Linked DNA regions of Mus musculus: all the other regions are linked to region 7. Evidence: chromatin loops called from intact Hi-C (ENCODE). Cell type or tissue: heart. All regions are shown on one strand.

What was found. A loop is a pair of places that touch in the nucleus more often than their neighbours do. Peaks named below come from ENCODE experiments on the same cell type or tissue, not always from the same donor. Only the 100,000 strongest peaks of a DNase experiment are listed, where the experiment ranks them.
Region 1: it touches region 7 in a loop (5-fold over the local background); 2 of 42 quality-filtered maps call a loop at or near these places.
Region 2: a loop joins it to region 7, with 4 times the contacts of the local background. A loop is called at or near these places in 6 of 42 quality-filtered maps.
Region 3: a loop joins it to region 7, with 2.8 times the contacts of the local background. A loop is called at or near these places in 12 of 42 quality-filtered maps.
Region 4: a loop joins it to region 7, with 4 times the contacts of the local background. A loop is called at or near these places in 15 of 42 quality-filtered maps.
Region 5: it touches region 7 in a loop (2.6-fold over the local background); 8 of 42 quality-filtered maps call a loop at or near these places.
Region 6: it touches region 7 in a loop (2.1-fold over the local background); 2 of 42 quality-filtered maps call a loop at or near these places.

What each region holds. Positions count from the first base shown.
Region 1 is chrX:74,391,544-74,395,543 of GRCm38, forward strand. It overlaps Fam3a (family with sequence similarity 3, member A), which reads right to left and starts at 1,731. Exons shown (of 9, transcript NM_025473.4): 1 at 1,132-1,731. The coding sequence starts at 1,144. It also overlaps a transcript of Ikbkg not described here. In heart, a CTCF peak has its summit at 1,788; a DNase peak (open chromatin) is centred at 1,698; H3K4me3 peaks cover 1,488 bases; H3K27ac peaks cover 1,331 bases.
Region 2 is chrX:73,785,324-73,789,323 of GRCm38, forward strand. Idh3g (isocitrate dehydrogenase 3 (NAD+), gamma) reads right to left here and starts at 1,574. Exons shown (of 13, transcript NM_008323.1): 1 at 1,452-1,574. The coding sequence starts at 1,532. It overlaps Ssr4 (signal sequence receptor, delta), which reads left to right and starts at 1,700. Exons shown (of 6, transcript NM_001166480.2): 1 at 1,700-1,983; 2 at 3,512-3,630. The coding sequence starts at 1,917. In heart, a CTCF peak has its summit at 1,637 (motif pointing left); DNase peaks (open chromatin) are centred at 1,348 and 1,648; H3K4me3 peaks cover 3,011 bases; H3K27ac peaks cover 2,517 bases.
Region 3 is chrX:74,427,214-74,431,213 of GRCm38, forward strand. G6pdx (glucose-6-phosphate dehydrogenase X-linked) reads right to left here and starts at 1,667. Exons shown (of 13, transcript NM_008062.3): 1 at 1,610-1,667; 2 at 839-966. The coding sequence starts at 958. It overlaps Ikbkg (inhibitor of kappaB kinase gamma), which reads left to right and starts at 2,468. Exons shown (of 10, transcript NM_010547.2): 1 at 2,468-2,608. In heart, a CTCF peak has its summit at 1,707; DNase peaks (open chromatin) are centred at 1,768 and 2,468; H3K4me3 peaks cover 2,659 bases; H3K27ac peaks cover 1,871 bases.
Region 4 is chrX:74,021,920-74,025,919 of GRCm38, forward strand. It overlaps Irak1 (interleukin-1 receptor-associated kinase 1), which reads right to left and starts at 2,002. Exons shown (of 15, transcript NM_001177973.1): 1 at 1,691-2,002; 2 at 1,447-1,614; 3 at 1,147-1,278; 4 at 930-1,033; 5 at 554-745; 6 at 266-330; 7 at 1-44. The coding sequence starts at 1,826. It overlaps Mir5132 (microRNA 5132), which reads right to left and starts at 1,679; the gene lies at 1,609-1,679. It overlaps Mir718 (microRNA 718), which reads right to left and starts at 2,017; the gene lies at 1,930-2,017. In heart, a CTCF peak has its summit at 2,014 (motif pointing right); a DNase peak (open chromatin) is centred at 1,982; H3K4me3 peaks cover 1,753 bases; H3K27ac peaks cover 1,955 bases; H3K27me3 peaks cover 677 bases.
Region 5 is chrX:74,083,416-74,087,415 of GRCm38, forward strand. Mecp2 (methyl CpG binding protein 2) reads right to left here and starts at 2,275. Exons shown (of 4, transcript NM_010788.4): 1 at 2,095-2,275. In heart, no CTCF peak of the experiment used is centred here; DNase peaks (open chromatin) are centred at 1,206, 1,656 and 2,356; H3K4me3 peaks cover 2,285 bases; H3K27ac peaks cover 1,833 bases; H3K27me3 peaks cover 995 bases.
Region 6 is chrX:74,101,445-74,105,444 of GRCm38, forward strand. No RefSeq gene overlaps it. Among named protein-coding and RNA genes, the nearest start is that of Mecp2, 18 kb to the left of the region's middle. In heart, a CTCF peak has its summit at 2,197 (motif pointing left); a DNase peak (open chromatin) is centred at 2,487; H3K27ac peaks cover 469 bases.
Region 7 is chrX:73,965,549-73,969,548 of GRCm38, forward strand. It overlaps Hcfc1 (host cell factor C1), which reads right to left and starts at 809. Exons shown (of 26, transcript NM_008224.4): 1 at 263-809. The coding sequence starts at 455. In heart, no CTCF peak of the experiment used is centred here; DNase peaks (open chromatin) are centred at 873, 1,463, 1,783 and 2,193; H3K4me3 peaks cover 2,869 bases; H3K27ac peaks cover 3,550 bases; H3K27me3 peaks cover 1,035 bases.

The DNA.
Region 1 (4,000 bases), 430 kb after region 7:
CTCAGATACATTGTGCTAAGACTTCTTTCTATCTCACTTTCTCTCATATTATCAACAGGTCCTAACTTAGTAAGATAAAGATGAAACAGAGCTCCTGAAAGAAAAATCTCATTCTTTGATTCTTCATCTTCCTCTTCTCCACCAAACTCTTTAAAAATTTATATTCTGGCTTGGGATATAGCTCTGTGGTAGAGCATTTGCTCAGCATGCATAAGACCCTGGTTTCCATCCCCCAGCATACACATAAAAGTCATCTACATTGTGATTTCTATTACCTCACTCCCCAACTCTCTCCCAAAATTCTTCCAATCTAGTCGTGCTCCCATAACACCAACTAAATAACCTTCCAAACAAGACCACCTATGACTTTTATGATGTCACATTTCTGATTGTCTGACTGCTCTTTCTTGACACTTCACTACTAGATTCCAGGACAGTACTGTCTCCTGACCCCATTCTCTGGGACTCCCTTTGTTGGTTAGATTGTGTTCCATTACTCTCTCCTCAAAAGGTGTTCTTTTCCAGGCTGCCTTCTCCCATCTTCATACTGTATGGGAGATTTCACCATGCAGCAATGACACCTTACACCTCCAGCCCAGATCTGTCTTGAACTCATATCCTCCCAGCCAGTTCCTTAATGTCCAATTTGGACTTATCCACAAAGCTGCTACTTTACCAGTTTTCAAATTCTACTCTCACCCCAAACAGTCCCTCCAAGGCACATTCATGTTTGTAGTCCAGCTGACAGCAGAGCTACCACTTAGATCATACCCAACCTCAAAGGCACCTAAGTCAGTTCTCTTCTGGCTACATCTCTCTATCTCTACTATCCACTCCTCTCCATCCATTCAATCTCTGGAGATTTTATATATATATATATATATATATATCCTTAACTTATATATATTGATTATATATATTATCAACATCTATCTATATCTATCTCTCTATATAAAATCAATCCTTATAGTTTGGGAAGCTGAAGTCCTCAGAGGTGAATTTGCTCATAAAATGAGTGCTTGTGCACAGTCATCCATTAATAAATAAACAAACCAGTGACCACCCAGGCCTCTCCTAACACAGGCACTAGGACACCTGGCCTCTCTTCAGTTCGCTGTGGAAGCCACCCACCTGCCAACCTCATGTCCACTTCTCCAGCTGGGTTGAGATCTCCCGCAGGTGCACTGTTTGGGAACTGTGGGTTCTGGGGGGAATGAAACAGGAGAGAGTAGGTTTGGGGGTGGGGGCAGTGGCAAGTCTGTGCTGGGAGCGATCGGTGTTATGACTTGTTCCTCCAAACACCAGTCCAGGCTCAGTTCCTCGTGAGTGCTGGGAGAAGTCCTGCCTGGCCAGGAGAGCCTTAGGAATCCGTTGCGCCTCACAGTCTGGCTAACAGACTCCAGGACTGGAGCGTAGCAATGATTCTTCTCCACCCGGATCCCTCCGGTGCTAGGCCCGGGGCTCAGGTCGATCCGCTCGAGGCTGGTGGCAGAGATTGGGCGGGCCAAGGATGTTGTCTGGGTGTAGGGAGAAGCAGACCGGATCAGGGAGTTACCCAGTTGTCTCGCTCTGCCGGCTAGGTGAAGCAAGTGAGTCACGTAGAAAAGCTTATCAGGCACGACAATGGCCGCCCGCAGAAGGCCACAGCCCACAGGCGTCGCTCCGCCATAGGCCCATAGGCTGTGCTGTAGGTCCGCAGGTCCTCACGGAGGCTCCACCTCCAGACCGGCCTCCTCCCTCTCCTCCAGAGGCTGGGTGGGAGGTGCCGAGTGTGGCTGTGCACTCCTCTTGTGCTAAAGCTGAGCCGCCTAGCTTCCTACAGTGTCACTGCTTCAAGATGAAATCTCCTTCTAGACTTTGAGGTACTATACACTTTACAGTTCATGTTTGCTTAACTCTATGTAACCCAGGCTGTTCTCAAACTTGGAGCGATTCACCTGCTTCAGGCTCTCAAATGTTGGAATTACGGGCATAAAACACCAGAGCCCCCATTCCCACTTCCTCCACACGTCCTCTTAGGTGAGCGATCTATTTCTATATTTGATGAGCTGAAGCTCCGATTGTGACTTGATATCAGAGCTTTCATGGCTCATAAGAGGATGGATGCGGGGACACAGATAATGACTTAAGGTTGATATGTGTTCTTTAAGAGCATGGACGGTTCAGAAGCACATGCGGAGGTAAACCTGAGCCTTTGGTTGCTTTCTTTCTGCTTAGTGTTCTTTCGTGAGAGCGTTCTGTTTTATGTATCAATCAGTGAAGGGATGTTTGGAACATTGCTCCTGACCCTCATGTTTGAGCCTTTTCCCCTGACCGCCTACAGTGCCAGGGCAGCTGGGCCAGTCCTTTTAAGCTGGATCTATCTGTGTCTCAGGCAGCTGCATTCCTGTCCTTTGACCCAATGGTCTTACTTACAGGAACTCCACCCCACTTCCATAATGCTCCAAAATACAGAAAAGTTTACAGAAGCACTGTTTTGGTTAGATGATAGCGTTTTCAATTTGGTTACACTTGTAATCTCAGCACTTGGAAAGTGGAGACGGGAGAGGAGGATAAAGGGTTTAAAGCATCCTCGGCCACTTAGCAACTTTGAGGTCAGCCTTAGCTGCATGAAACCTGTCTCAGGGAATCTGATGTCTTATTCTGACCATCTCAGGCGCCAGGCATGCATGTGGTACACGTACCACATGTGGTACATGTAGGGAAACCACTTATATAAAAAAAATAAAATTTCAAAAATTGTAGGAAGCTGGAGAGATGACTCAGTGGTTAAGGGCACATACTGTTCTTGCAGGATACCCGGGCTGGATTCCTTACACTCACATAAGGCAGCTCACAACCGCTTCAGGGGATCTGGCACCTCTCTGATCTCTTCCTCCTCTTCCTCCTCCTCCTCCTCCACACACACACACAAATAATAATTAATTTTTAAAATAAAACATTAAGTAAAGATAAAATAGTAACAGCAACAACAACAAAATGAATATTAAAAAAAAAAGAATACAGTAGTTTCCATATTGACTGAGTACTTCCTCATAGGCACTCTCCAATGCTTGTGGTCAAGGGCATCTGTAGACCAGGCTGGCCTCAAATGTACAGAATGATGGAATTAAATGCCTTCTGAATGATGGAATTAAAGGCGTATGCTAACACACCCAGTCCTGCTACATATTTTTTGAGATGGGAATTTCGTATATTCTTTAACTCACTATGTTTCCAAGGATGTCCTTGGACCTCTTGCTTATACCTACTTAGTTCTGGGATTATAGGTGGAGATCCAGGTCTTTTATGACTCATGGGACAAACTTTCAGTCTATTTTCTCCAGGACTTTGTGTGTGTGTGTTCTGAAAATTAAATTTATGGCTTTTGACATACATATGCCTTATGGCTGACACAAAACCTCAGCCCTTTATCATTTAAAATGGACAATTAAAGCTAGGGATGGTGGCACATGCCTTTAATCCCAGTATTCTGGAGACAGGGGCAGGTGAATCTCTGTGAGTTTGAGGCTAGCCTGGTCTACAGAGTGAGTTCTAGGACAACCAGGGCTACATAGAAAAACCCTGTCTTGGAAAAAATACAATTAAATGGTTAAATTATATTCACATATATATATATGAATGAGATGCATAAGCTGGGGCATTCAAGTCTTGGCATTACATGATAGGCAGTAAAGGAATGCTATCCTTCAAAACTGATGTTTGTTTGATACATCTGGAAAAGGATCTTTTTGACCTGGGGAGAAATAACTCATTCTGTAATCAGAGGCTAGTGTATTTTTACAAGCTGGCCATAGCTGTCTGGGAACACTCGGTTGCCTCTTTCTGATAGCTCAAGAATGGGAGCCTTATCACTTCAAGGGCATTAATTTTCTGCCTCCTTCAAAGGTAGGGGACATCTGCACCAAGGTGGGAGTGCTGGCTGTTTAACTTGGCATGGGGACTAGGGAGTGAGAGACTCAGCGCACAGAGACAAGGGTGGGTTACCTTGTGTCTCTTC
Region 2 (4,000 bases), 180 kb before region 7:
GGGCAAAGCCCTGCCTGGCTACCAATCATTCCACTGCCACCTAGTCCCATCCCAACAAAGGCACACAAGCATTCAGGAGGAAAGGTCTTCATTAAGAGTTTACAGAAGCCTAGCTTCTGGAGCCATCAGGGTCTCTAGTAATCCTCTATATGCTGCTGGTCTTTCCTCAACAATGAGGAAGAAGCCATAGCACACGTGTGGCAATGAGAAGATGATTCTGTGGGGTCCTTTTTCTCCTTGCATTTTACAAGAATTCCAAGGATTAAACTTGGTATCCAAGCTTGGAGGCAGGTGCCTTTACCCACTCAGCCATCTGGCTGAACCAGAAGTCCCTATTTTAAATAGAATTTCATGTAGCATATGTAGCTCCCTTCCCCAAACAAAACAAGACAAAACAAAAAAGCCCCCAAGACCCCAACAACAACAACAACAAAAAACCCCATGGCATTCTGGAAGGTCAGAGTCAGCAAATGCTTTGAGAACATAAAGTCCTCTCTCCTCACTGGAACCCAGAGAGAAAAGAGAGCTGGCCTAATGCCATATTCTAGGTCAGTGGAAGAGCAAGGCCTAGAGGTCATAGCTCTTATTCCCCAGAGCTAGTTGTTGGTTTTCTGGTGCTAAGCAGTGCTACCCAGGAGCTAAACCAGCTAACCAAGACTCCAAAGAAAGAACCAGGAAAGCAAAGCCCTAGAAGCTTCCAGTCTTAGAACCCTGGTTCACTCTCATTACAGGGGTTTGGGCTTGTTTGTTGGCCTTTTGGTTAGAATCAAGTATCTAGGTGCTTGGTAGGCGGAAGATCTGGAGGGATCAAGGATTATGGATAGCCAGATGGCGGCGGTGCATGCCTTTAATTAATCCCAGCACTTGGGAGACAGAGGCAGGAGGATTTCTGAATTCAAGGCCAGCCTGGTCTACAGTGTGAGTTCCAGGCTACAGAGAGAAACCGCGTGTTCGACGAGACAGAGAGAAACCGGGAGAGGGAACGCGGGGACACAGCGAGAGACACACAGCGAGAGAGATACTGATAAAGTCTGATTTTCCACCTCCACTAGGGCAAAGCAGTCTAAGAGAGGGAAAACCAAGGAGGAACTGAGTCCAGAAACAGGCTTAGATGGTACATGCAAGGTGGGCCAGGACACGTGGCCTCTTCAAAAGGGCTTCCACAAGGACACTACGGAGGGGACACCTAGCTACTGCGGTCTACCTTCCCAACCCTTCCGGAGGAAGGCACAGAGGAGCCAGATCAGAGTCAATTTCGGCCAACCGCCTCACGGACAGCAGAAGCAACCAGTGAACCCCAGAGTGCAGCCCTCTCCCCGCCCCTCCTATGGCTCGCACAGCCAATCGAATTCCGTGTTTGCTCAAAGAGCCGTTACCCGACTCCGGGTCTCAATTGGGTGTTAAGTCCCTCTGTAAGCCTGCAAATGTCCCACCGCCCATTCACCACTCACCTCCCAAGGACGGCAGAGGAGAGTTGGCTTGAGCATTGCCTTTGCAGCACCGCCAGCAGCTATCGCCACCTTCAGCGCCATGACGAAAAGTGAGGACCTCTACAGGTCAAAACATTAAGCACCGTTCTCGCGACAGTTGGGGACAGCGAGAAATCCGGGGTATGGGTTGAGAAAACGCTAGCATTACGCACGCGCACAGTCACACCGGTTCTTACGCCCCCTTCCGGTGCCTAGAGCACTGTTCCGCCATCTTGGGGAGGGGAAGGCTGAGAAGGAGGGAAGTGCGACCGGTTGGGACCCTGGCTAGGGAAGCGGACACGTCAGTGCCGCCAGCGACGTCACCATGCCCGACCCAGCCCGCCGACGCACGATTGGGTGCTGAGGCCGCTTACGCGTCGCGCTTCCTCGTCTGCTCCGCATGTCCAGGGTGGCTTGCTCTCTTTTCCCCTCGGAAGAGAAGAGGCGATGGCGGCGATGGCATCTTTCGGCGCCCTGGCACTACTCCTGCTGTCTGGCCTATCTTGCTGCTCAGGTAGCGGCCTGGCCGGAGCTTGTTTCGGGGCGCGCCCCTGCTGTTGGCAGGTGGTGCTGGGGGGAGGAAGGGTGTGCGCGAGGTGGGGATCTGGCCCTTCCCGGGGCTCGTCGCTACTGACGGGATCTTCCCCCGATGGGTGTTGTGTCGTGGCGACCAAAGCACCACACACACGTTTACCCGACAGCCAGGTTGCTTCCTTGTCTGCTTTTGGGAGAACCCCCAAAGCAGTACCATGCTCCGACCACCAGCTCCAGCAGGGAAGGTGATATGTATGTCCCTGGTTCCTGTGTCAAAAGGTAGTCGCACAAGAGCAGTGCTGGCAGCTACGAACCAATGCTGCATAGGCCAGGCTTCCCCAAGAGAAACCTAAGAGAGGGAGGCAGATCAGAGTAAGGGCACTAGGCGAGTTAGATAGGGAACCGATGAAGTGAGCAAGGGCTTTTAGTGCCCAGAGCCTCGACTTTTTGTGACGCCTTGGTATATCCCACCCCAAAGTTCATAGCAAAATTGAACCGTGCACAGACCCGTTGATATTTGTGAGACATCTGTAACGTGGTAGTGGGGCTGAGCTCAATCTGGAGTGCCGGCATGTGTTTTGAAAGATGTTAGCACCTCAGACCTGAGAGCCTGAACTAAGGACGATTTGGTTTCTGTACATACAGGTAGCCTCTGGCCATCCCTTCTACCCACCCCTCAGAGAATCCTTCAGTCTGTTGCTAGCAGTGTCTTAAAAAGACAAACCTGGCTGTAACATCTATTAGGGGTTCCATAGTGTCTACAGGGAAAGGCCCAGCTGAGCAGGTCACAGAAGGGTTGGTGGAATATGGCCTTGAGAGCCATTCCCAGGCATTTTCCTCCTGCCATTTATGCCGGTACAAGGTCTTCTCTAGCTTAATCGGTCATTCTTTCAAGACATCACATTTGGAGAAGAGTTGGATGAAAACTTTTCCTCAGGGGTGTTTAGTTTACAGGGGCAGGTTTGGTGTTTGGGCCCAGAATTTACTTCTCTCAGGAAACACTAGAACCAGTCTTGACATTCTGTCACCTGGATGGGTCTAGAGACCCTTATCTTGAAAGTCCCTGTGTGTTAACAACACCCCATTTAGTGTCTGCAGAATGCTTTCAGTAGGCTATTGAAGAAGCTCTGAATTGAGGCTGCCTTGACCTACTGGGCTTCTGGGGTACTTTAGGAGCAGGTGAGCTGCTTTGTGGCCTCCCTATCATAGATTCAGATACTAATTTCATCAGCCTCCTGCCTGCCTCAAACATGGCTGTTGCTTCCATGTTGTTGCATCCAGACTCACCTCTGCAGAGCTTTCCCTACCTCACTCTGGCCTGGCTCATCAGCCCTCACTGGCCCCTTCCACTCTACTTTTGACTGAGTACTAGGATCCATCTCCCAGACCCCACTTTCTGTCAGGAATAGAAGAGTATGTGTATCCTCAGCTCACCAAGTCTGAGAGGTGGAGCCAGGGTAAGCCCTTTTGCCTGGAACACACAAATTGGCTTTGCCTCCTCTCCACAGCAGAGGCCTGCCTGGAACCACAGATCACCCCTTCTTACTATACAACTTCAGATGCCGTCATTTCTACAGAGACTGTATTCATCGTGGAGATTTCACTGACCTGCAAGAACAGGGTCCAGGTGAGACAGTAGGGACTCAGCAGAGAGGGTGCAGGGGAAGAGATGAGGGTGGCAGACTCATTCACTGGCAGTTGACAGTGACCTGAGGATCCTATCAACAGGGAGAATAAGGATTCCAATTCACAGGGTGCAGGAGAGATGAGGGCACAGCGAGGCCAGATCCTAGCAAGTACTTCAAGAGCATTTTCCTGACCTGCTTGGTATGCTTTGCCTCCATGCAGTAATGTGGGTAGACACCCCACTGTTTCCTGGATGAATGTCTGGAATGGGAGAAAGAACTAGGGTCAGGCCCCTCTATCTTTTTTTCTCGTTGTAGTTTGCCTGAGTATGTGTCTGTATGAATGTTCTGTAAGTTTAAAATAGAAAAACT
Region 3 (4,000 bases), 460 kb after region 7:
GGTCCAGGGTGGAAGGTGCTGAGCCAGTGGCTACCCTTTCAAGAACACACTAGTTCTGATGAAGTTCTTGTCCAAGATTACACAATAAGTTAATAGTGAAGATGGTCACACGAGGGTGAGCTGATTCCAGGATTAAAAGCAAGCAATTGAGTTTACCTTTGCCATCGAACACTGGCCACTGAACGTGCCCTGCTGCCACATAGCACATAAGGGGGTGATTTGGTCTAAGCCATGACTTTACTAAGCCCCCACCTGCTCCAGTCTCACTGTGTACTGTCAATACAACACCCCTCTGACTGCTTCTGTTCTTCAGTTTTTCCTAACAGAGCTGGGACTAGGTGGGATGAACAGAAATTTGCAGTAGGCTTTGGAAGATATGGCAAAGAGGAGGTGTTTATCCCTAGGGAACTTCATGCCGTAGAAAGAAAAGAGGGAGAGGCAGGACCTCAGATTCTTCCACTGAAATTAACAGTAATATTTTTCAAATTACAGATTCATTAAAATCAGAATTTTCCCTGATTGCACATCAGTTTTTTTTTTTCATCCAGGAGGAAGAAGTGCTACTGGGTGGTGCTTTAGCACCTGTGATGGTCCAAGTCTGGTCTCCACTCAATGGCTCAGCACAGAGTTCTGAGATGTGACACAAGTACATGTATATCAGGTACTGCTGTGATGATCAGGACACACAGGTGGAGTATATGCCATAGAGTTCAACCTAGTAGAACTTGTGGGTACCTCAGCAGTTCCGTCAATTGGGAAAGTTGAGATAGAGAGAGAGAAGTGCCTTGCACAAGGCTATATTTCATCTTTTAGACTCGGGGCCTGAAGGGAGACTCACCGATGCACCCATGATGATAAATATGTGTGTATCAGCTTGGTGGAAGGCATCACCCTGGTACAACTCTTCCCTCAGGATCCCACACACCTGGGTCCGGCTCAGGGCCACCTGCTCTGCCATGATGTTTTCTGGTGGAAGAAAAGACTCATTGATATGGTAGGAGAACGAAAGAGCATTGACAACTTAACCTTATCCAAGGGTCTTTTGGGTTCTCACCAGGCTGGTGACGATTACTAAAACCACTGGCCGGGAATGCTCTGTGTGTGTGTGTGTGTGTACGCGCGCGCGCGCGCGCGCGCGCGAGCATACATGCATTCGGAGATTCAGAAACTGCTGCCTCTGAGCTCCAGCCATAACCTCCAAAGTTGCCTTCGCTAGGGGCTGTACATTACGAAAGTACTAAAGCTTTAATATAATTCACCTAGGACATCCACTGTGGGCAGCTAGATAAAATCTGGTTACGGCATCACACTCTGTATATGGGACCATCGTATCGTACTCGGGTGTCTGCCAGAAACTCCACAATGAACTGAGCACGTTTGATTGTGCAGATGATGGAGTTCAGCTCCGGCTCTCTTCTGGCCCAGTTGGGTGATCCCCGAAAGTCCCTTCTCTTCTAAAGGTCTAGTCCTCATGGGCCCAATGCGGGGAAAGTGCGGGATACAAAGGGATGGGTTAAAAACTTGTAGATTAGCGCGCATCAAAGGGACTCGCGGCGTACAAGCGTGAAGCATGTCCCTCCACCGACATGCCATCAGACCACCCCTTTACCTGAGTTTAGTTGCCGCTGCCAAACACGTTCACAGATCTGTAGCGCACAGCCAGTTTCCGGGGGCTAAGCTTCGCTGGCCCATTTAACGCAAGAGGGCGTGTGCTTTGACTGAGCTGACCCGCCTCAGGAGAGGCAGGAGGGGAGGAGCTTCGGGCTAGTCTATCATTGCAGGAGGAGATGCGCGCGCATCCCTGGCCAGCCCCGCCCTTTGGCCTTCCCCGATGCCGCTGCCCCTACAATTTCGAGATCGCAAAGTCTTGTCATAAGTGCAGCTCCACACAGTTCTCCTGGGTCCCCGTCTCCTGTGTCACCCAGCCATTATGTATGGCCTAGCTTTCCGCTGGACCTTCGAGGCCCTGCACCTTCCCGGATGACCCCACTTCCGTTAGCAGCATAGCCACGCCTTCCCTAGCTGCTAGTTTGGCTTCGGAGCTGGACTTTCGCAGCTTCCTCTAGGCTTTTTCCTTGGTGGGGGCCCAGCGGCAGAGAGCCCAGTAGCAGGACCAGACTGAAACTTGGGTGTTTTAGTGCGGATGCGGTGCCTTGAAAATGGGGTAGGGGCGAGTGTGGGCGTGGTGACGCACTACTTTAATCCTAGCAGACGGGAAAAAAGAGGCAGGTAGATCTCTGAGTTCGAGACCCTGGTCTTATGGGACCCTGTCTCAAAAAAAAAGTGTGTGTATAAGTGTGTGATGTTTATCAGTGAGGAGAGCTCTGGTGTTCTGCTGGCCGACGCAGGCTGGCGATCTAAGACTTTTCTTTGGAACAGAGTATGGCACTTTGGGGTTTTGATTCACTGGTTAATCTCCAAGCCTTTGAGTCTGTGTTTTACTTCCGGATCCCGCACTTACGACACCGGAAGCCGGAAGTGGAGTTTTCCACTGCAGAGAAGGGAAGGGTGACCGCCTGACTAGGACTTTCTAGGAGCTCCGGTTCTGTCGGAGCGGTCGGATCCCTCTGCTCCTGCCCTCTTCACTTCTGGCCGACTCTGCTGACAGGTGTGGTCCTCTTCTCCAAAGACAGGGCTCCATCGGTGGCTGTTTCGTAGCTTCCGAGACTCCAGAGGTCCACACCCTTCCCCCCACCTTAGGCCCAGTTTGTTCTGCCGCAAGCTTCTAATTATTCGCTACCCAGATTATTTAGGCTAGTCGGATTGAATCTGCCCTTCCCTTCACTGCAGCTGTCGCCTAAGGGCTTGGCCCCTAGTGCTAGAACTCTTTAGGTAGCAGACATTTTCTGTTGATCAAACTGTTTCTGAAACACGTTTTGCACTGTAGGCCAGGTAGACCTCGAACTCAAAGTTCTGCCTCAGCCTTTCGAGTGCTAGAGCAACAGGTGTTCGCCATCAGGCTAGGCTGTTTATCAAACTTGAGTGCATTTGAAGTCTTTAAAAAGTTTTCACGTGTACCTTCACAACTAAAGGTCTTACCTTCTGCACCTCAGTTTACTTTGCAAATGATTCATAGTAATCTGTTTGCCTGTCCTCATAACATTTATCTGACCTGAGAAGGAATGTGTTGTCTTGGCATTTCCTAGGAAAAAGGAAGGACCAGAGAGGGCAAGGGAGAATAGTTGGTGGAGAGGAAGGAAGGGAGTATAGGTGGTATAGGATCTTGTAGGCTGTTGTATGGACTTTGCTTTTTAACACTAGGAGAAATGGAAACTCTGAAAGAGTTCATGGTAGAGAAGAGAAGTAGTTTGAGTTATTTTTGAGGTAATTGGCCCCAGTGGGGCCAATTAACTGCAAAGGGCCATTGAAAAGGCAAAGCATGGTGACCCGTAAAGAGATTATTGCAGTAATGCAGGTGAAAGATGATAGCGCTGTCAGCCTTGAATTACTGAAAAAATTTAAAATGTACAAAAGTAGAAATAATAATATAGTAAATTCCATGTACACATTTCTTAGCTGTGACTATCAGCTCATAGTTAACTTTAATCCACACCCCATTACAATCCTTTACCATGATTATTTTCTTTTCTACAGAAGATGTTATTTTATGTGTATAGGTGCTTTGCTATGCTTTCCTAGTGCCCAAGGGAGTCAGAAGAAGGTTTCAGATCCCCTTGGATTGGAGTTACAGATGTTTGTGAGCCACATCTGCAACAACAAGTGCTCTTAATCCCTGAACCATTATCTCTCTTGCTCCACCCATTGCGATTTTCAATAACAGCTTTCTTGAGACATAATTGGCATGCTACAAAAATTACTATTTGTGTGTGTGCCCCCCACATGCATGCATGATGTATGATTTGTACAGGGAGCACAGGTGCCATGGCTAGAATGTGTAGAGCTCAGAGGACAACATTGAGTCAGCTATCTTCTTTCCACCTTTATATGTTCTCATGTCTCCAGGCTTGCATAGCAAGGGCCTTTATCCACTGAGCTGTCT
Region 4 (4,000 bases), 56 kb after region 7:
CTGCACAGTAGCCAGCAAAGTCTACGATATTTGGGTGACGAAACCTGTTATAAAGAGTGGAGTCTGAGTTCTTTAATTTTCTGGGTTCTACTACTTTTCATCAGGCCAGGCTAGGTAGGCAGCACTTGATGTTCCCTCACCCATGCCAGGCCAGGCCTTGAGGGCCCAAGGGAGCCAGATCTTGTGTTGTGCAGTCCTAAAGACTGATGAGGCCGTGGTGTGGCTCACCTTGTGCCCCTAGACAGGAGGGACCCCCAAGGCTCACCTTGATAGCTGTTCCACCTCTGTTAAGAAGCTCTGTTTCACCATAGTCCACTCTAGGTCAGCTTCCTGTAGCCCCAGGCATGGTGGGGTAAGAGGTAGGGAAAGTAGGTGACATGAGCCAAGCTTGCCAGTTGTTTCCAGGCCCAAATCTATGGAAGGCTTGGGGTCCTTGAAGGAATTGCTTGGGGAGGCTGGAGACTGCAGAAGTGAGGGGCTGATGGAGGGAGGAACTAGACAAATAAGGACTGATAGATTGTCTTCCAGGTGTCTACCCCAATGTTACACCTACCTCCTTCAGTCTCTTCACAGCATATGTAGTATTTCTCATGACTGCTCGGTACACACATCCAAAACCACCCTCTCCAATCCTGAGTTCTTCAGAGAAGTTGCAGGTGCCTTGGGAAATCTCACAGAAGGGCCAGCAAAACGGGGAGGGATGGGCTCTTTGGAGGCCAGACACTGGGCTCTCTGGGCTTGACTGCTGGAAGAGACCATGGACCAGGCGAGGACCCTATCTATTCCCTTTGGTCCAGGTTGAAAGCTCCCTTCAACACTAGTTGTCTCTCAGATGACCTGGCTGTGCTGATTTGGGCTCTGTGGTACACCAAAGGTTAAGTTTCTTCCTCTTTGTCTGGAAAATTCCCTGGGGGTTAAGAGACACCTACCTTGGTGGAGGAAGGGGCTGAAGATGGTAGTGGTGGCCCGAGGGAAACAGGGAGTGGAACCTGGAGGAGCTCTGACTCAGAATGGGTCTGGGAGCCTGGAAAAGCTTCATAAAGATGGCAGTGAGAGGCAGAGACCAGCAGCAGTCTACAGCCATGTCAGCAGTCATGGTGGCCTTTTCCTCAGGCATATCAAGCCCAACACCCGGGTTCTTTTTACCTGGGGAGAGGAAGGTGGAGGCAGAGGACTGCAATTTCCGGGGGCTCCAGTCCCCGGCCTCAGAGCCTGCAGAGATGCTGCTGGGCCTTGGGGCAGCGGTGCTTGGGGGCACAACGGGGGCAGGAGGGTGCCCTGGGATAACAAGGAAGGAAAGGAGGGTTGTGACTCAGAGCTCTCTATCTCTAAGTGAAGGGGTGGGGGGGGGGGAGTTCCCATATGGTTCCCTGTCTCAGGAAACTCTGTACCCGTCACCCCTCTTGGGTTCCCATCCCTAGGGTCCCTGGGGCTATGCTCGCTCACAGGCTGTGATGATGTCCCTCGCACGCAGCAGCTGCAGGTGCGTGAGGATGTGAACGAGGTCAGCTACGCGCGCGTTGCGGTTGATCCAGGGCCACAGAACACTGGCTGTGCGCTGCTCGGAGCGCTCGCACAGCCGCAGCTCTGTCTGGTCGCGCACGATCAAGGCCGCTGCGGGATGGGGAACATCAGGCTTCAGCTCCAGAAGCCTGAGTCCACCACCCCACGCCGGCCTGCCGTCACCCACCGAACTGGCACCAGTCGGCGGGCTCCAGGGCGTCCATCACTTTGTAGAAGCGGCACATAACCCAGGGTGGCACCTCGTACAAGAAGTGCTGGGCGCCTGGAACCACAGGCTCCCCGGGGCCCGGCCCCCCGGCCATGGCCGCCGCCGCCGCCCCCGGGCCGAGGCCTCTCGGGGCCTCGGCGGGCGCGGGCCTTAGCGGGCCGGGTCCGCGGACACTGACTCACTTCCCCTTCAGGCCGGCCTCGTGCGACACCCGGCCGGGCGGAAGAGGCGGCGCTCGACCCGCCGCCATCTTGCCCTCCGCGGCCTTCCGCCACACGGGGGCGTCCCGCGCCGCCCTTGACGCGGGGAAGGAGCTCTGCTACGTAGGAGGGAGTCCCTAATGGGAGAACCGAGGTCTGTGGTCCTACACAAACATCTGAATAGGGCTGAACAGGATGAAGAATGACTTCCAGTTCTAGAGACAAAGGGCACGATGTTTTTACACGATGTTCTACAAAGGCAGTTTATGCCAAGCCTGGTGAAAGTCACGGAGAGGCTACCCTCGCTTTAGTTGGGGAGCAGTTTGAGAGCCAGCCAAATTGTTGGTCAGTCAGGGTTAAATATGGGTAACAAAATGGCCCTCTGGCAGACTGTAGTCATTTGGTGATAAGGATGGATGCCCTGAGAATGGTCTGGAAGAGTGTATACCATGCTACTGCTTGTGTGCTAGATCTCCATGCCCCCACCACGCCCCCAGGAACCTTCCAGCAGCTGGGCCAGCAAGTGTTAGATCACAGAATCTGCCTGTGCAGGATTCTAATTAGCTTTCCAACTAACACATTTATGTCTCTTAACATACACATGGTGTTCGGCTCTAAATGTCCCTTTCCTTTTTCTGTCACACTTTTATCTTAGTTTGCACTTCTCTCCATAAGGATAGTAGGGTCTAGCAGCTTCTCCTACCCCTTTCTAGAGTAGTTGTTGGTGATACCACCTGTTGTGACCTTTAGCCACATGAATGAGTGTCTCTTGCCTATTCCTCTACTGTTCTCCATTCAGGGTTTTCTTTGGCCTTTTTGGTCACTATGACACACATCTCAGCGCACACTACTTTCTCATTATGCTCTCTGAAGTCCTCTTCATATGAGTGCACTACTCTTAGCATTAGCCATTGCCACTCACCTGCACAGACTGTATGGCTTGGATAGTGCTCCCTGCTCAGGTGGTCTTCCTCAAGTACAAATCACTAAAGCCCAGCTCTTTAAAAGAGCTGTTAGGAAGATGGCATAGCCAGCCTCTGTCCACCCACCTGAACTTATATACACCAACAGCCTTAAGCCAGATAGAACTCTTTAGATGTTGGGCTTGGTGGTACACCCCTTTAATTCCTGCACCCAGAAAACAAAGGCAAGTGAATCTCTGTGAATTTGAGGTTAGCATGGTTTAAGTTCCAGGTCAGCCAGGGATACAAAGTGCAACCCTACCTCAGATCAAGACCAAACCTGAAAAAAACAAACAAACAAAAAACAAAACAAACAAAAAACCCAAACCCTGTTTAGTAGGTGTCCTGAAAAGAACTTATTCTGTTCTGAAATTGAGTTTGCATATACACCCCTGCTGTAGCCATTCCTGATAAGATTGAACATAAACAGCTGTGGGGAAAACTTCCTAAACCCAGCTCCTCTCTTGAACACACCTTGAGCTTGCTGGAGTTCTGTACCTCTAAACTTTTCTCACTTCTCACTGCCCAGGGATGATCCACAGGCAGCAACTTGGTATTCCTTGTTTGGCCAGCTGAAAGCATGCTTGTAAAGCGGCAGCTTTCTTCTCCTGACCAGTTTCCCCAACAAACACTTTTTGTCATATCAATCCTAACTACAAAGGGTTCTCTCTCACTAGCCTGACCTCTAAGGAACTTATAGTATGTCTTCAGAAAGGTCTACACAAGATCCATGGCTGGCTCCCACTGGGGCCTCTTCTTTGAAGCCACAGTAATTGTGGCCACTCTCAAGATGAGGTCAAACTAGATGTGGTGGTGCATACCTGTAATCCCAGAACTCTAGAATCAGAGGTAGGAAGATAACTAAAATTTCAAGGGCAGCTTGGTTTACAATGCATAGTTCCAGGTCAGCCAGAGCTACACAGTGAGACCTTATTATAAAACAAAGCTTGGCATGGTGGCTCATATCTGTAATTCCAGCACTTGGGAGGCTGAGGCAGATCACCCTACATACTCAGTTCCAGGCCAGCCTAGAGTAGAAGTTGGACCCTGACTAAAACCAAAACAACCCAAGAGGTTAACCATATGCTGAGCTTCCAGTGGTTTCT
Region 5 (4,000 bases), 120 kb after region 7:
GAGCTATGGGTACAACAAATAGATAACCAGAGGGGCACCTGAGGAAGCAAACCTGTTGTAAGAATATAAAAACAAAGTAAAGGTTCCAACTCTGAGCTCAGGCTCAGATGTACAAACCTTGGAATTTTTTGACAAGCAAGACTTGGGTGTGTTTGTGAAAGTGAATGCACTCTGTCGGCCATGTGTATTAACTCATTTTAGATCATTTGTACTTTTACAGTGTTTGGACTCTTTAAGGTTCTGACATATCCAGGTAAGAAAATAAAAGCAAGTGTTTCCTAGGCTTTCTGAGTATGACTTGAATTTGAAGTTAAAAACAAACGAAAAACCAAAAGTCTGTAAATATATTTTTCCAAATCCTTGGTGGAAACTCCCCAAGGACCTAACAATCCAAATTTTATCTTTTTATAGAGATTCGACATATTTCAAAGAACCTAAGATATCAGTTTAATCATGTTATTAATTGAAATTGCTGAGATTCACATAATTCCAACCACAAACCCAAAATTCTCCTCTACAGTAATAATTACCTATTAGTGAAATTTTACTACCCAGGCCCAAATTGGTTTCATTTATGTAGTATAACAAAATATCTAGAACTTGTCCTACAACATCTCAGTCACTTAGCACTATAAATTAGTCCATTCTGTTTCATGATCGTCATCAACCACCCTGTATTTGAGCCTACTGCCTCACTGTAATGATTCCAAACAGTGGAGTCAACATGCAAATGACTCAACAGAGCCCATTTGTGTTCCTGGAAAATTAACCAAGAGTACATATCTGCCTGACTATGAGTCAGGAATATCAAATTTGTGGTGGAGCCCATTTTTGTTTTGATCAACCTATACCCGAACATACAAGGAACCAGCATAGAGGTATCCCCTAACAAGCTTTGCCCTTCAGGGGTCCATACTGAACAATGTCATACCAGGGTCTCTCTTGTGAGAGGGAATCTTTTTTAGACTCCATGATGACTTTAAACCTTTAGTGCAAAACCTCAGAAACATTGCCACTGCCACATAAAAGTCACCTGTGTTTTATTTTCAGTGATTCAGCCATAACCAAACTAAAAAGAGAATGAACTTTCAAAGATAAGTGACAGGAGTCACAGCGATGCGATGATCTCGCCCCATTTGGTACTGGCGATCCTGAGCGCTCCAGGACGAAGAGAGCCCGTTACATACAACGTCCCATTCCACTTATGTAACTGGATGATCGCTGGCGAAGGGAGGGGAGGGAGGGTGGGAAGACGCTCATATTCCGAAGCCACAGCACAGCATCCCCAAAGAACCAGAGCACCCTGCGGGCATGGTCTCACGGAAGAGCTTCGAGTGCTGAGGAACGCACAGTCCCTTGCCCACGGTTCCTGATGAGAACTACAACCATCTCTTTATGATGAGTTGTGGGACCTAGGAACATAATGTCTAGTCCTTTTTGTGGGTGGACAATAACCCTCAACTTGTTCCTGCCAAGTGGGGAATGGAGCTGATGGACCGACTCGCTTGCAGTGGGGGCAAAAAGTCACGGAATGGGAGAGGAGGAGGAGGGAGCAAAACCCAGAGATGGGGGTAAGAGCTCAGGAGCCCTTGTGGCGCACTCTCCCAACGGGAGATGGACTGCGCACGCGCGCCAGTCTGTGTGTGTGAGGGGGGAGCAAGTAACGGGAGTGGGGGCGCGCGAGGGAGAAGGGGACAGCGCGATCCAGGGAGAGGCCGGGACCGCGGGCGCGCGACAGTGCCGAGGCCCAAAGCCCCAAGAAGGGCAGGAGCGCGCGCAGCCCCAACTGGCGAAGCCCAGACGACAAGGGCGCTTGCACAGCTGGGGCCTAGGATGCGCACAGATGGGGCGGGCAGCGGGAGGGCGTCATTCGAAGGTGGCTCCAGGGAGATCGCGCTGAGAACCGTCGCTCGCGATTGCGGGAGACGAGTGGAGAAAGCCACCACCGGCGGCAGAGGGAGGGGGAGGGTAGAGAGGAGGGACGCCATCCGCCAGCCGTGTCGCCCGACCCCGCGGGCCCCTCCCGCGCCACGTCCCGCCCCTACCCGCCCCCCAGCAAGGGTCCCCGCCCGCGGCCTTGGCGGTCCCACTCACAGTCTCTCCTCCTCGCCTCCTCCTCCTCCTCCGCTCGGCGCGGCGGCGGCGGCGGCGGTGGCGGCAGCGGCGGCCATTTTCCGGACGGGTTTTACCACAGCCCTCTCTCCGAGAGGAGGGAGCGCGCGCGCAACCGATGCCGGGACCCCGCACGGCAGACGTCGCGCCCCGCCCTCCCGACCAGCCTGTGTGCTGCTGCACCTGCGCGCCCGCGCCCCACCCCTTGCTCTTTGTCGAGATTACCCTTCATTGGTTGTGGAGCCCAGGCTGGGGCGGAGCCTTAGCGGTGACGCCCTCAATTGGCAGGAGTTCCTGTCTGTTTAGGCAGGGAAAAGAGGCGGACCCCATTCAGCTGCGGATTGGTGGAGTTCTACTGTCACTTGGAAAAAAGAGGCGGCTAGGGCACAGAGGGGCTGGTTTTGTGGGCAGCATTTGAATGTTGAGGATTAACTGGGCCCTTGTGGACTCTGGCGCTTAAGGAAGTCTAGGCTCTTGGCGCCTATTAGAGCCTCCCTGCTGAGTAGTTCACCATTGTGATAAGCATTTGACTTCACCAGCATTTCTTTATTATCATTTTCTGTAGAAGTAGCAAAGTTGCCTGTTGAGGAGCCTGGCGTTGTTCCAAGCCAAGGGACTTGTTTTAAAGGGTCTACTGATTGTATTATTACACTAAATTAGCAGATGTCGCACTCTTAAGGCTGACAGTAAAATCAACATATCAAACCTTGGTCTTTGCAGACGTTTATAATGGGCAGATGGTGTGTGCCAAGCCCATAAGAGATCGGTCTGTCATTGTTGAATCAGATGGTTTGATGGAAGTACGTATAAAAGGGAGTGAGGCCAGAGGGAGCATTGTCAAAGCAGCCTTACCCTGATACCAGTCAGCATCCAATGCTCTTTGTGCTAAACAAATGCTCAACAAGAGACTTTCTTTCTTTGTTTGTTTTTTAAACACTATGCAACAAGAGACTTTCTGATTCAAATTTGGCTCCCCTCTCTATTCATTTATTTGCTAGGCACTGTTTTAGTACTGAACAAGGAGACAAACTAGACTCCTGGTAAGGAAGAGTCATACTAAACATACAAGAAAGTAGAACTTAAAATTTTGCACAGAGATAAAGACTTTGAAATAGATAGGGCAAGGACAAAAGAAGTGCTATTATGATACCCTCTAGCTTTTGCCCTCATGTCGTCTCCCAATATGGGTAATTGGGGAAAACATTCTAGGCAAGTTTAAACACTCTAAGGAAGGACTATGCCTGCCTTACTAAGGAGGCCAGTGTGACTGGAGAGAGACCTAGGCCACCAAAAGAACTAGGAGATTATTTTGAGATGAGAAGCCCTTGATAAATATTTGAGTCACTAGCTGTCACCATAAAACCTATGTTGCCAGTGAAGAATGAAGAACTGGCTGGTCCAGAGGTCCTGGCAGCAGTTGAAGAAAGATAGATGATGAAGGCTTTAACCAGGACAGTAGCAGTTGAAATCTGATAAGTTGTGATAGTTAAGATTTATGTTAAAAATTGAGCCAAAAGTATTGGATATCAGATGGAAAGAAAGAAAAAAAATAAGGATGATGGCTGACTTTGGGACAGGATCACCTAAGTGAATATCTTACTACAGTGGGGGAAATCTAGAGGATTTCCCATATGGCCATTCTAAACCATTTGTAATTCTAGTCTCAGGGAATCCTGTGCCCTCTTCTGACCACAGTGAGCACCAGGCAAAACACTTATACACATAAAATACTAAGATAGAAATGTAAAAAACAAGTGGGTAAGAGTGGTAGTGTGTGTGTGTGTGTGTGTGTGTGTGTGTGTGTATGTTGGGGTGTGAGAATACAGGTATTTGCATATACAGAGAATAGGATCTGAACTTGGGTCCTCTGCAAGAGCAACAAGCCATC
Region 6 (4,000 bases), 140 kb after region 7:
CTGTCGTGCTTGAGTTCCTGCCCTCACTGTTTTTGATAATGATCTATTATATGAAACTGTGAGTAGAATGAACCCTTTCATCTTCAGTTTGCTTTTGGTCATGGTGTTTTACCACAGCAATAGTAACCCTTAACTAAGACAAATATGTTCTATGTTCCAACATATAACTGGTTAGATTTTTAAATTTTAATTTTCACTATTTTAATTATGGGTACATGTGTATCAGAAGTATGTGAATATTAGTGCCGGTGCCCATGTGGTCCAAACGAGAAAATATCTGATCCCTTGGAGCTGGAGTTACAGACAGTCACAAGCTGCATACCTTGGGCACTGGGCACTGAAGCTGAGTACCCAGCAAAAGCAGCAATGGCTCCTAACTGCGGAACCATTTTTTTATAGCCCTTGGTTAGAACTTTAGTTTAGTTTTGGCTTTTAGATTTATATATTTCATGAGTATAAGTGTTTTGCCTTCATGTATGTATATGCATGATGGGCATGCCAGGTGCCCACAGATGCCAGAAGGGGACATCAGAGTCTCTTGAACTGGAGTTATAGTCATGAGCTGTCCCATGGGTGGTGACTATTGAACCCAGGTCCCCTGGAAGAACAACAAATCCATTTAACCACTGAACCATCTTGTAACTTTAATTTTTTCAAGTCTTATTTTTAATGATGGATCTTAAATGCTTTAACCTCCCTTGTAGCCCACCACCCACCAGAGGGAGTGGAAAAGAAAGGATACCAGAGAAGTGGACCTGTTTAGAAAGGTTCTTTGAAGCAACTCCCATCTGTGTTGTCAGGAAATCAGTTCACTGCTTAGCAGGCAGTGGCAGCTCGATCCACTTGCAAACACTTCAGGAATACACCAGCAGTGCAGTTCTGTAGAGTTGGGTTAGCAACAGTGGTGACACAACCTAGCAGAGACAGTTAGGCCTCAGCCTTGGCACAAGTTAGCCAGAGGGACCAGGAGGAATACCAGGAGAAGTTCTTGCCTGTGCCTCTCCCAGGGAAAGGAAGACCAGGGAAGACAGGAGACCCACAAGCATTGCACAGCTAGCTCTGCCAAGCTCAGCCCCAGTCACTGTCTGTCGATTCCTTTTTATACCCTCCAAACATCACAGGTCCTCCACGGGTCTTGACTCAGCACGTGTTTTGTCTCAACACTGTCTCAGATGACATCACTCTGCCAATCAGGCCGAGTTGGCAGAGGTGGCAAGAAACCATAGTATACCACCAGAAGTCTTTTGGTGCATTTCTCTTTATGGAGTCCTGACAAATGCAGCTCAACTACACAATGTAAGGTGGACCGATACATGTGTGTTGTTAGCAAAGAATCCTTCATCATGTGTCCTTTCAGGTACTTGTTTTAGCAGAACATCCTCTCTCCTGTGTCTGCTTCAGTGAAACGTTCCTTCATGAGTCTGCCTTAGCCTTTCATCTGTGTCTGTTTCAGGAAAACGCTCCTTCATGTGTTTGCCCCAACAAAACACCATCCAACTGACTTTCCAAAGAACCCTTAAGTTTCCCCTTCACCATCTCTCCAGCCCTAACCCTGGTTACTTTTATATGTCAACTCAAAACTATTTAAGTCACCTTGGAAGAAGATCTCAATGAAGAATTGTCTAGATCGGTGATAAGTTATTCTCTGCCATCGAAATGAGCCAATTCAAGCCAGATTAGAGTATATAAAGGCAGGTTTGTTGGGAAGCAGCTCTAGGGCAGTTTTACTGGTCCCAAGGAACTAGGCCAGCGAAGTTACCCCAGGGAGAGAGACAGAGGGGATGGGGAAAAGAGAAAGAACCTGCATACATAAGGAAAGAGAAAATGCACAGAGAGACAGAGATAGACACAGAGAGAGACCAAAATGTCTACATTATATAGGGAAGAGCCTCTCGGGGAGGAGAGGACCTGCCCTTAGGCTGGAAAGTTCAGAGCAGAGGGCAGGGTATGCCAGGTAGGGGCTGAGGGATGCTGAGGGAACCTGGAGACCAGGTCCCTGATTTTGACTATGGATGTAACTAGGTAGATGCTTCATATTCCTACCTGAACTTCTCTATAACTATGGACTGTAGTGGCTGGTGTTCTCTTGCTAATCATGTTACCAGAAAAACAAAAACAAAAACAAAGACAAAAACACCTGTTTGCAGTGTCCTGCACACCAGGCTAAAGAAAGCCTGCCCCCAGCTGGATTTGTTCAGCAATAAAGAATTGCTGTACAGCCAATGGCTGGGCAAAGGGAGATGGGGTGGGACTCTTAGTGTTGTGTGGGCTAAGACAAAGGAGGAAAAAGGAGAATTGCCTTGACCTGGCAGAGAGACATGGAACAGATTTCGAGCTGCAGAGGGGAGATCATTCAAAATGTAGGAGGAAAGGGAAAGCAGCCCCAGGAAGGGCTGCCCAGAAGTGTCTTAGGCAGCAAAGACCAATGGGCTTCACAGACCATAACAGGGCAGCAAAGTTAAAAGTAGATTTAGAAGGTGTTGAGCCAGGAATACCAGAGGGAAGGGCATGCTAGCTGCGGGAGGCTTAGAAGTGCCCAACCACTGAGCTAGTAATACATGTTAAAAATAAGCTTATGTGTGTGTGCCTTTCATTCACGGATCCAAAAATAGCTCCTGGGTGGGTGCTCCTGCAACCCGCTGGGAGCCAAAAGTGGTGTAGCTAAAACTCACTGCTACAATGGACTATAACTTGGAATTGTAAGCAAATAAACCCTTTCCTTCTAAGCTGCTTTTTCTCAAAATATTTTATTATAGCAACAGAAATGAAACTAGGACACATATGTTCTATTACTACTCTCCCCTGACTTAAGATTTCTTCTCCTCTCAATGTCCCCTTTCTAGTTTCTTCTCCCTCCCCCCACCTCTTGTGTGTGAGTGTGTATGTTCAAATTTAAGTAACACAGACGAGAGTTGCTCCAAAGAACCTTTCTAAACAGGTCCACTTCCCTTGTATTCTTTCTTTCCCACTACCTCTGGTGGGTGGTGGGCTACAAGGGAAGTTAAAGCATTTAAGAACCATCATTAAAAATAATATTTGAAAAAAATTAAAATATATTTCTGCCTTTTTGTTTGTTTTTAAGACAGGGTCTCACTATGTAGCTCTGGCTATCCTGAAACTCACTGGGTAGACCAGGCTGGCCTCAAACCCACAGAGATCTACCTGTCTCTGCCTCTAAAGTGCTGCGATTAAAGACATGTGCTACCACATTGTGTCAGTATTTGTCTCTGTTAGTTTGGTTTATTTCCCTAAACATAATGATTTTGAACTCCATCCATTTTTTCCAAAAGTACTTGATTTTATTTTTCTTTACAGCCAAATATGTATATGGACCGCATTTTCTTTGTCCATTCACCTGTTGATGACATCTATGTTGTTTCTGTTTCTTAATATATTCTGTTTCTTAATAGTGCAGTGATAAACATGGATGCACAACTACTTTTGTGGTAAAACTTAGAGAGCTTTGGATATTATGTTCAGGACTTATTTAACTGAATAGTCTCTCTCTCTCTCTCTCTCTCTCTCTCTCTCTCTCTCTCTCTTTCTCTCTCTCTCTCTCTCTCTCTGTGTGTGTGTGTGTGTGTGTGTGTGTGTTTTAGGGATCTTTACTGACTTTTATATTTGTTGCATCAGTTTACATTCCCAACAGCAGTATTTAAGGTTTACTCATTCCCTACATACTTACCACCATTTCTTTTCTTTTTATTATTTTTTTAAGATGGGGTTTCTCTGTGTAGCCTTAGTAGTTTCTACTTCCAGATCTCTGAGTTCAAGGTCAGTCTGGGAGAAAGCAAGTTCTAGATCCAGGCATGGTAGTATGCACCTTTAATCTGGGCTACAGCTTCTGTAGGACATTGGAAGAAGGAAGATTCATTCTTAGCTTGCTTTCACTTACTTGCCAGCACATCTGTTAGAACCAGATTCTTCAGGATTCCAGGTTATATAGAAGACCAGCTGAAAAAATTAGCCTTGTGGGACTGAGCAACTACTAGATTCTTGA
Region 7 (4,000 bases):
TCGCCCGCGACATCCCCTCCCCCTCACCAGTCGGAGTAGAGGGTTTCTCTAAGTACCGAAATGCAACCTTTAAACACAGAAGAGTACGGGGGTGTAAGAACGGGGGTTGAAAAATCAGGGAGAAAGCAAAGATGGCAATAAGTGCAAAGAGAGAAGGAAAACACATCAGGGGAGTGAGATAGGAAAAGAGAAGATAGGGAAAAGAAGGGTTAGGAGAGAGATGGAGGGAAGACTTTGAGAAACCCAGGGCGGTAGCACTTACCAGTGTTGTACACGTGTAGTTCGTCCACTATCCCCTCGTTGCCGCCGCCAAACACCACTATAAGCTCCTTGATAGCCACTGCACGGTGGCCGTGGCGGGGTCGGGGCACGGGACCCGACCAGCCCACCACCCGTTTCCAGCGGGGCTGCAGAAGCACCGCTGGCAAGTTTGCGGGAGACACAGCCGAAGCCATAGTTCCGGTTAAGGATGCAGTGGGAAGAGGTCACTGAATGGGAGGATACCCTTAATTCTTCACACACCCCCTTTCGTCTAAGGCAGCTCTCACGAAGAAGCGGCTCCTTACACAGCGGTGGACGACTCCATGGAGGCCGCCATCTTAACTATCCTCCTTCCTTTGGCTCTTCCCCCCCTTCTCACTCAGCTCGTATCCTTAAAAGCTTCTCAGAACTGCAGAGCACCTATTCCCGAGAAGCTGGAGGCCACTGAGCGCCGTCGCTCTAACTATTTGCCTGGGTGTTCCCGCTTAGAACCTCGAGCAGGAGGCTCTGGGAGCCGCCATCTTGAGCCGCCTCTCTCTCCTCCCTTCCTCAGTCGTAGCCCTCCCCCGCCGGAAATGGCGGAGCCCCGGCCCGGTTCCCACACCCCCCGTCCCCAGCACTGGCTGGCTTCCGGGGCGGGTGGAAAAGAGCCACAAATGCCGCGGTTGTCTCAACTTCGCCGACAGTCAGACCACAATTGTGGAAGCCGCCATCTTGAAACCGTCCTGCTTCCCCACCCAGCACTTAGTACAACCACCGATCGCAGAACCCCAACGTTCCTAAGTAATAAAGGCGTGTCAGAGGCTGGCGGAACGGGCTCCAACTCTCAGTTGCTGCTCGAAGCCCCGACCCGTATGGCTCGAGAGGTTTTGCACCTCTCCCTTGAGTCCGCCTCTGCTATTCAGGCTGTGGCGGCCGCCCTGGGAGCCGCCATCTTGAGACTAGCTTCTCTTCCCCCCCCCACCCCACCTATCCTCTTCTTCCTGGACAGTTCTTCCACAGCAAACCAAACGCAAGGCAGCGTCCAATCCTCGCTTCCCTCCTTAAGACTCCTTCCCACAGGAGCCGCTCGAAAGAGCAGGAGTTAAGACCCGAAGTGACAATTGTACGGCAGAAGAAGCGGTAACGGCAGGGCGATCATGCCTCCTCCCTGGGAGCCGCCATCTTGTGTGAAGAAGTAACAACTAAACATGGCGGCTATCGGGCGAGGGGGCGGGGTCAGAAGACGTCACCTTTCCCCCTCCTCCCCGCCTTCGCACGTCTTTGACTCTGGTCTCAAGCCTCTTAAAGGACCCAAAGCTCATAAAGAATTAAAAGCTTCTTTAAAAACCAGTGCGTTGTCTATTTGCGGGCGAGTTGGTGCTCTGTGCAGTAAGCTAGAGACAGTAGAGTTCAGGTCAGGTGCAGTAGTGCCCCGCCCTGCACTCCCCCCCACCAGGGCTCTTCCACGCCTCCACTCTGGGAGTCGCCATCTTGCCACTTCCCCACGCCCGGTCGTCTGCGGGCGTCAATAGCGAGTTTCAGCACAAAACAAAGATGGCCGCGGCATCTAGGGATGCCCGGATGAAAATCTAACTCCGTTCAGTCGCTTGGCCACGCCCCCTGGGAACTGTCTCCCAGGTCGCTGATGGGACACAAACCAGAGAAATGGCCTTTAACTAGCAGTGGCGGCATGACACATGGTAGTTAAGGGTGGCAAAGAATACTGCGATTGCACCCTTTGCTGAGAAGCATCTCTTTTCCCGCTCCGAACACTCTGCGACACTTAGAACCCAGCTACAGCGGGTAGCTGCAGGCGGGGCCAGAGCGGAAGGTGACGCCATGAGCTCACAGGGGCGGAGCTGCTGCCCGCTCCCAGGAGCGCCAGCAACACCCCGAGGCGTCTCCACATCCGCCCGCGCCTCCCGAAGGACTCGGCCACGCGCTCTGAATTGCAGCGCACCAGGCTACCCGCAGCCAGCGGCCCTGGGAGGCTACCGGCACCGGAGCAAAGCCAGCGCGGGAGCAGTCTGCGCCACTCGCGTCACCCGCCCCGCCTTCTTCCCAGGGCTTCTCGCCCCACCTTTGCGCAGGCGTACAACATCTTTATGGGTCCGCCCTTTTTTGAGATTTGAATTTTCCCCAGCAAAGGCAGAGAAGTAAAAATCCCCGGATGGTGAACGCTGTTTTTTTTCGCGCCAATATTGTAAGCTCACACAACAACCTTGAAAAAGGAGCGTTATCGTCTTCATGTCTACGTTCCAAGTCTCCAAGGAGGCCATTTAGACACAGCACTGTCATCACTGTCATAGGCAGGTTGTAGCACAGAGGTCCTAAACTGATGTCCCAGAGCACACACTAAAAGCAGATTATTTCTCCACACTAACCTTTCTTTATTCCATCCTTATTTTAACTACTAGTGGAATTTTGACATTTCCTATAGTTGAAAATGTAGGAAGCAGAACAAGGAGTATCAGAAACACCTGTGACTTTGTCATCAAAGGATATGTACAGATCACTATAGGTCCTGTAGCTGCTTTGTACAGATCTAGAAATTAAATTACAAGCTCTACTGGCAGCCTGAATAACTTTAATGTTGCTGTATTGAACCTGCTGTAGATCTTATAATTTGATATCAATATCATGTGCAAATTACCATATCATACTGTAAACAATATGTAATAATCTTCTTTTCATGTATTAAGTTTATTTAGTATTCTCAGCTTTAGTTTATCCAATTGCAAATATTCATTTAGTAAAGGCCAGAGATGAGCCCCTGTTTATATTGTTGCACCATTAAGAGCTGGTGACCTTGGCCAGTCTCTTTTATAATCCAAACACTTTCCTGTAAAATAAAGGATCTGAGCTGCTGGTCTTCCAGGGGCTTAACTGAATTCAGCATGTTTTGTTCTCAAAATCAGAAGCTACCAATTAGTTCCTCTGGGGGCTGGGGGCTTATAGGTGGCTATGGTTATCCAAATCTGGGAGTGTCCCTTTCTATGCCTTCACATCTGCAGAAAAATCTCAATGGACAGTCCTGGGCACAATAGAATGTTCTCATAAATACTGCAAGCCAAAAAGCTACCTCTGTTCCAGCTTGGAGGTGACAGTGGCTGGTGCTTAAATCTATACAACCACAAGAAAAAGGCATGTGTAAAGAACATGTATTTTATGAAGATGTTCCTTAGCTGGGAAGTTGTTAGCTGGACAGAGTGGTTGAAATTTGGAGCAAATGCCTGCTACACAACTAGTTTCTACAGAAATAGAGGTGGAGTGAAGGCAAGATACATTGTCACACTTGGCAGGATATTCCCAATAGTCCCAAGACCTAAGAGCCAACACTATGTGTCTTCCCTGTCAGTTGCTAGGGGTAATTTCTAAAGAGCTGTTTGGCCTAGAACAAGGGTCATGGCAGTTCAAGGGTACAAGGAATTAAGCTACAAAGAAGCCAGCTTGATTCTCCTAGGAGACTTGGGCAATTAGTTTCATTGTATGTGACTTTCATCTCTGACTCTGGTAGACTCTGATTCCATTTGCAGGAAGGACTGCTTTATCTATACCCTTCCTGGATGTCCTCCTCAGTTGACAGGATCTGACTCCTATCATCATGTCACCATTCTGCATGCTGGAAGATAGGCTTATGTGGGTGCCCATATGGGTGCAGAGAACTTTAATATAGAGATCCATATGGGTGCAGGGAAGAATGCAGAGACACCAGATGGAGCCTCAGCTTGTGTCCCAGCTGAAGCCTCTTCAAGGA